Regions from separate parts of the Homo sapiens genome. Here all the other regions are linked to region 1. Evidence: read pairs that join two places in POLR2A ChIA-PET (ENCODE). Cell type or tissue: GM12878. All regions are shown on one strand.

Evidence for each region. ChIA-PET counts read pairs that join two places held together with the same protein. Peaks named below come from ENCODE experiments on the same cell type or tissue, not always from the same donor. Only the 100,000 strongest peaks of a DNase experiment are listed, where the experiment ranks them.
Region 2: POLR2A ChIA-PET joins it to region 1 with 6 read pairs; 3 of 35 experiments call an interaction of 5 or more read pairs at or near these places.
Region 3: POLR2A ChIA-PET joins it to region 1 with 5 read pairs; 2 of 35 experiments call an interaction of 5 or more read pairs at or near these places.

What each region holds. Positions count from the first base shown.
Region 1 is chr2:74,842,788-74,845,287 of GRCh38, reverse strand. The region is part of intron 1 of HK2 (hexokinase 2); the gene reads right to left. Among named protein-coding and RNA genes, the nearest start is that of HK2, 9.9 kb to the right of the region's middle. In GM12878, no CTCF peak of the experiment used is centred here; a DNase peak (open chromatin) is centred at 1,147; H3K4me3 peaks cover 689 bases; H3K27ac peaks cover 759 bases.
Region 2 is chr2:74,944,327-74,946,826 of GRCh38, reverse strand. The region is part of intron 1 of LOC105374809 (a long non-coding RNA gene); the gene reads left to right. Among named protein-coding and RNA genes, the nearest start is that of POLE4, 13 kb to the left of the region's middle. In GM12878, no CTCF peak of the experiment used is centred here; a DNase peak (open chromatin) is centred at 1,506.
Region 3 is chr2:73,755,481-73,757,980 of GRCh38, reverse strand. No RefSeq gene overlaps it. Among named protein-coding and RNA genes, the nearest start is that of TPRKB, 19 kb to the right of the region's middle. In GM12878, no CTCF peak of the experiment used is centred here; no DNase peak of the experiment used is centred here.

The sequences.
Region 1 (2,500 bases):
ATACTGGGATAAAGGAGACACCAGCCTCTGCCAGGAAGGGGCTGAGTCTATTGGCAGAAGACAGATACATTAACAAGTAATTACAAACTGACAGGAAGGGCAGAACAGTAGGCAGTTTCCTTTACATTAATAAAATATGGATTTACAATCACTTAAATCACATACATCAATGTGAATCTGAGGAGTGTTTGTCTTGAAATGGTTAGAAATGTGTATGTGTTGGCCTCACTGCCCAAAATGTCCCCTCCCCTTGTCTAACAAACTCCCACTGACCCTCCATAGCCCAGCATAAATGGCCTCTCTGCAGTCATAGCAGCAGCTATCTCAATACTAGGATATAATAGGTGCTCAAGAAACCTTTGTTATAGTTATACACAAGGGGCTATGGGAACACCAAAGAGAAAAGTTGACAAGTAACTTGGTGAAGGGGAAGAGCTGGCTACTCCCGACTGACCAGGTGCTCTGTGTCGGGCCTTGCTCTTCAGGCTGGCGCCCACACTGCATGGGATCCCCGCAGCAGCATGGTTTCCTCCCAGTCCACCTGTCTGCCCTGCCTAGGATGCTAGGTCCCTAGAAGTCAGACTCTGCCTACCCCTCGACAGCCCCAGGCCAGGGACCAGAATCTGCCTCTGAGCCTCTTGCCCCACAGTGGCATCTGAACTCCCCACTCCTGTCTGCTGCCAGCGGTCCACTTGCTGGATCAAATACCTCTGGGTCTGTCCCAGTCTGCCCCATCCACCCCAAGATCACACCCACCACAGGCAAGGTACCCACACTTCCCTGCTTACCCAAGACAATCTCAGTTTACACCTGTGGTCATGGCATAACTACTGATAGTGCTTTCCTCCATTTTCAAAAGCGGCCCAGTTTGGACAATTAGGGCATCCCCCTAGATACAGCTAAGTAAATCCTGCCTTTGATCTTGGGAAACTGACACCTAAAATGATAAGAGTTCATGCTGCACAAACTGTGTTTTAAAAAAACATGATGGGGATCAAGAAACTGGGTTCCAGATCTGGGGCTTATCCTATGTGAGCTTGGGCTGGTCCCTTAGTACACAACATCTGGTTTCCTTAACTGTAAAATGAAGGGTTTGTTTAGACTACATGGTCCCAAAGGTCCCTTCCCAGCTGATACCTGACTCATAACCCCATGAAACTGAAACATAAGTGAAACTGAAACATAGTTGTCCCAGCAGCTTTGTGCTGGGGGTTAAGGGCACTGGCTCTGGAGTCACATTGCCTGGGTCTGGATTCTGGCTTGCCCTGGGGCAAGGTACTATCCTATTTTGTGCCTGGTCTCTTCATTTGAATAATAGATAATAACAGGACCTACCTGGAGGGCAGCTTGAGGGTGGCCTGAGTTACTACACACAGAGCTGATGGGAAGAGGCTACAGGACTTCATGGAGGGGACTGAGACAGAAAAGTTTGGGAGGAAACAGGAAGCAGGAAGAGGAAGTCCCTCAAATGGGAAAGAAGGAAAAGTGGCAGTTTCGAATGCCCTCATTTAACCCTAATTAAAGCTGTCAGATGGTTCATCTGGCTTTATTCCTTCAGACAATATGGAGATGCCAGAAGGAAGGGATTGGGAAAAAGGCCTTTTAAGAACATGGACCACCTCCAAGCATCCAGGGCAGAAATGGTGGAAAGGCAGGAAGGCTGAGTGGGCAGGAGGTGGGTGGGCCCCAAGGGCTTCCAGAGCCAGTTTCTCAGAGCCTGACTCACTCTCCTGGTTAACGCTGAGATAAGATTTAACCAAGGCAGGAAAGAATGTCCGGGAAATGCTTAGAGATCCATCTGCAAACAAAATGAGTGACCACCCCTAAAAGAGGGCAGCATTTTAGGGGAAATGAGATTCTCTGTTCACAGGAACAGGGCCAAGACTCCTGACTCCTGACGTGGATAAGGCAACGGCTGTTCAAGAGGTGGGATGGAGGGTATGGGTTGCACATGCAGAATCCCCCTGGGCTTCGTGAAGAACCCAGGGCACCCTGGGCTCAGCAGGAAGGAACACACTCAACAGCCCAGGGTCTGTATATGAGGGGCAAAGAGCTGACTGCCAAATCCCAGGATGCCCAGGGAACCTCACCCAATCTGCCGAAAGAATGTGAGAATGGCCATTCCCTTCTGTGAAATTCCAGGGGTCGGTGGGGCCAAACCTATCATGGCGGGTCCTGTGACTCTTCAGCACAGGGCACTGCAAATGATTTCCCCTGTGGAAAGCCAGGTCTGGGAGAGATGTGAGGATGAGTGAGCAAGTATTTAACTGACAAACTCCACAGCAGAAGAATATGAAATCCCAAGTAAGCAGCCTCCACAATGCCCTCTGAAGCCTCTGCTCTTCTCTGGGTTAGTTACCGGGGAGACAGAGGTTAGGGAAAAGGAGCTGGAACTAACCCTGTGATCATTCAGCACAACTGTGTCTCCTGCGACATCGCAAGGATGCTTCAACCTGAAGTGCACTAATGTCCCAGGCATCCCAGAGACCTCGAATGGGGG
Region 2 (2,500 bases), 100 kb before region 1:
ATATTTAAATTAATTGTGTCAAAGGACACACTATCAAGAAAGTGGAAAGACAAAGTATTTGCAAATCATACACCTGATAGCCAGAACTGTACCTAGAATATATAAAGAACTTTTACAACTCAATAATAGAAAGACAAATGACCCAATTTAATAATGAGCAAAGAATTTGAATATACATTTCTCCAAAGAAGATATGCAAATGGCAAATAATCATATGAAAAGTTGCACATCAATATTTGTTAGGAAAATAGAAATACAAAACAAAATCACAATGAAATACCACTTCCCACTAGGATGGCAAATATCAAAACAGCAAAACAAATGTGGGCAAGTTGTGGAGAAACTGGAAACTTCATATACTGCTGGTCAGAATGTAAATGATGCAGCCACTTTGGAAAACAGTTTGGCAGTTCCTCAAAAAAATTTATACATATAATTACCATATGACCCAGAAATTCTACGCATAGGTACATATCCAAAAGAATTGAAAATATATGTCCACATAAAAACCTGTACACAAATGTTCATAGTAGCAAAGTTCATGGTATCCAAAAAGCCAAGACAACCAAAATATCCATTGACTAATGAATGGATAAACAAAATGTGGTCTATTCATACAGTACAATATTATTTGCCCATAAAAAAGAATGAAATGCTGATACATGCTGCCATGTGGCATGTATACTAAGTGAAAGAAGTGAGACAAAAAAGGCTACATATGGTATGATTCCATTTATATGAAGTGTCTAGATTAGACAAACCCATTGAGACAGAAAGATTAGTGGTTGCCAGGGCCTGGGGAGAGGGAGAAATAGGAAGTGACTGCCGACAAATAATGGAATTTCTTTTTGGAGTAATGGAAATATGCTAGAATTAGATAGTGGTGATGGTTGCACAACCTTGTGAATGTATTAAAACCACTGAATTGTACACTTCATTTATTTTGGTGATTTTTCATAAACACTAGATGACCAGGGAGAATTGTACAATTTAAAAGGGTAAATTTGCCAGCACAGTGGCTCAAGCCTGTAATCCCAACACTTTGGGAGGCCAATGCGGGTAGATCGCTTGAGCCCAGGAGTTCAAGAGCAGCCTGGGAAAGATGGCAAAACCTCATCTCTAAAAAAAAAATTTTTTTTAAATTAGCTGGTGTGGTGGCACATGCCTGTAGTCCCAGCTACTTGGGAAGCTGAGGTAAGAGGATCAATTGAGCCCGGGAGGTCAGAGCTGCAGTGAGTCATTATCATACCACTGCAGTCCAGCCTGGACAACAGAATGAGACCCTATGTCCAAAAAAAAAAAAAAAAAAGGGTGGGGGTAAGTTTTACGGTATGAAAAAGCCTATTTTTAATAGAAGTATTGCTTCTTCCTCCTGTCTCTCCCTCTCTCCTTGCATCCCCATACTACTTACTCCAGAAAAAGCTACCTGTCATGTCATAAGGACACTCAAGCAGCCCTATGAAGTCATGCATGTGGTTAAAAATTGAGGCCTCCCACCAATAAGCAGCAAAGGAACTGAAACTTTCTACTAGCATTCATGTGAATGAGCCTTCTAAGAAGTGTATCCTCCAACCCCAGTCAAGCCTTCAATGGCTGCAGCCTAACTAATATCAGAACCACTTAGCTAAGTCACTCCCAAATTCCTGACCCACAGAAACTGTAAGATAATAAATATATGTTGTTTTAAGCTGCTAAATTTTGGGGTAATCTGTTATGCAGCAACAAGATGACTAATACTTATAATCAGAAATAGTAGTGGGTCACTCTTAAAGAATTTGTAAAAAACCCACACATTCAGGCACTGTATTAGCCACTGGGATCCCTGGTAAATAAAAGTACCTACAATTCCTGGCCTTATATAGCTTAAAATATAGGATATATGATAGACATTAACCAAATAAATGCATAAATATGTCATTATAAACTATTATAGGTAACAAAAGAAAACTATGGGTTATCGTAAGAACGTAGAGTAGGAAAACCTCAGATCTCAATTTGTATTCTTATTTTGGAAGGTATTACTCAAAGCCTCTCCATTTTCCAGTTCACCTTTGTTCCACCCATCACTCGCTGATAGAGTCAGGGAGAATGTATTGAACGGGTCCTAAGCCTGTAGTACTGCTGCTGCTCATTGAACAGATAATGCACTTGCACTATCACCCTGTTACTGCATCCGGAGGAGTCCATTCCACAGCATCCGTGGCATGTTTCTGTATATCAGAGAACTCCCACCCTGTAGCTGACCAGTACACGGAGGAACTACAAGCAGCTAAAAGCATCAGTTGATCACCCTCTGGCATTCCAAGACTTACACTGATCACCGCTAAGCACTGGGGAGAGCAGATGCTGTTTTTCTATGTAAATGTAGTATCCATTCATAAAATTGGAAAGTGGCTATCTGAGGCCCCATGAAGTCACAAATGCCATTAATCCCTGGCATTCTCACTCTAATGACATCTATCTATCTGGATTCACTTTGCCTTTCACCCTTCCTAGATTA
Region 3 (2,500 bases), 1.1 Mb after region 1:
CACCGCACCATGGTCACTCTGAATCGTCAAAGGGAGTTCATACTGGGGAATTATCTCTTTAGTATAGTGTGGGCCACTTCAGCTCCCTTTCTGTTCGGATAGGGTATGCCTCTACCCATCCTGTAAATGTGTCTACAAAAAACAAAAAGATGTTTTTTGTACAAAAAGATGCCCTGTAGCCTCCAGGCACCCGTGGCATTGTGGTGAAATTAACTTGCCAGTCCTTGCATGGAGAGTCTCCTCAATGTTGTACCCTTGAACAGGGGTGGGGTCAGTTTTAGGGCAGTTTGGGCACAAAGCATGCATTGATAGATCACATTTTGAATGACCCCATTGCATGTCGGGGTCAATCAAGAACTCACATGCCATTGAAGGGTTGCATCTTTTCTGTAATGGATGCTTTGATGAAACTAGCTCACTATATCTTTAAGGAGGGCACTGGGAACCAATACGATACCTTCCAGATTACATTTCCAGCCTGGATGGGCCAGGGCTGGGATGTGAATCCCCATTCCTTGGCTCACTTTAAATCTCCTTTGGTATAGCAAGGTTGGAACTTGGTCAGATCATTGTGAGGTATTAGTGGGGCTAAGAAAGCCTCAGAGTCCAATGTTTTTGTGGCTTGCTTGGCTGCCAGGTCGGCAAGCTAATTTCCTTTGACTATTCGGGAGTCTCCTTTTTGATGGCTGGGACAGTGGATGATAGCCACTATTAGAGGGGGCATTTACTGATTTTTTTTTTTTTTTTTTTTTTTTTTTTTTTTTTTTTAGATAGAGTCTCACTCTGTTGCTCAGGCTAGGGTGCAGTGGCACAATCTCGGCTCACTGCAACTTCTGCCTCCCGGGTTCAAGTGATTCTCCTGCCTCAGCCTCCCAAGTAGCTGGGACTACAGGCATGTGTCACCGTGCCTGGCTAATTTTTATATTTTTTAGTAGAGACGAGGTTTCACCATGTTGGCCAGGCTGGTCTTGAACTCCTGACCTTAGGTGATTCACCCGCCTCAGCCTCCCAAAGTGCTGGGATTATAGGCATGAGCCACCATGCCTGGCCTTTTACAGATTCTAATAAGGCCAAAATATCAGAAGTATATTTGATTTCTTTATTTTTGCTAGTCAAAAGACCTCTCTCTACATAGCTCTGTGGGCATGTGCCACCAAGAAATCATATTGGGAGTCTATGTAAATATTCATAATTTTTTTTCTTACCCAATTGGAGGGCATGCATAAGGGCACCTTGGCCCACTGAGCTGAGGTGCCTAGCAATAAGGCTTTGGCTTCCTTAATTCCTTGTAAGGTAATGACCTCAAATTCAGCATGATGATGTCCATGGTCCATGAAGCTGCTTGCATCTGTGAACAGTCCTAGTTTGGAGCACAGCAGGGGCTGATCTGCCAGGTCTGGTTGCCTTGGAAAGACCTGCTCATTAATTGGAAGGCAATTTTGTATGGGCCCTGGCTCCTTCTCTGGAGGTATTAAGGTAGCAGAGTTAAGAACCGAGAACACCTTTAACTTCACCTCTGGATTGTCAAGGAGGGTGGATGGCTTGGTATTTTCCCAACCTCTCAGAGGTCAGCCAGTATCCACCTTTTTGATCTAAGAGACAGGAGATGTGATGCAGTGTGTGGACAGTGATGAGCTGAGCTAGAGTTAGCTTTTCAGCCTCCTAGAAGAGGTTGCAAGTTGCAGCCACTGCTCGGAGGCAGGGGGACCAACCCTCACCACCTGGTCAAACTGTTCAGAGAAATAGGCAATCAGTCTTCAGTCAGTTCCCAAGCTTTGAGTTAGGACACCCAAGCCCATGGCTTGTTTTTTGTGCACAACTAAATTAGAGGGCTTTCTTAAATCTGGAAGGCCCAGCAAAGAGGCAGTCTTTAACTTTTCTTTGACTTTATTTTATTTACTTATTTATTTTTTTTGACATGGAGTTTTGTTCTTGTCACTTAGGCTGGAGTGCAGTGACACGATCTCAGCTCACTGCAACCTTTGCCTCCTGGATTCTCCAGCCTCAACCTCCTGAGCAGCTGGGATTACAGGCACCCACCACGATGCCCAGCTAATTTTTGTATTTTTTAGTAGAGACAGGGTTTTGCCGTGTAGGCCAGGCAGGTCTCGAACTCCTGACCTCAAGTGATCTGACTGCCTCGGCCTCCCAAAGTGCTGGGATTACAAGCATGAGCCACCGTGCTCAGCCTCTTTGACTTTTAATTTTGGCATTCTGAAGTCCAGATCAGGGGCTCAGAATTTTTTCCTTTTAGGGCCTCATAAAGGAGTTTTACCGTAAGTCCAAAATTCAAAATCCAAATTCAACAGAATCCCATCATTCCTAGAAACCGTTGCAGTTGTTTACAGGAGATGGGGACAGCTACCCAGACGATTGCCTCCAGGTGGCCTGGGGGAAGGTTTCTATGCCCCTTATTCAGTTCAAACCCTAAGTATTTTACTATCTTTTGGCAGATCTGGGCTTTCTTTTTGGAAACCCAGTAGCCTGTTACCACTAGGAA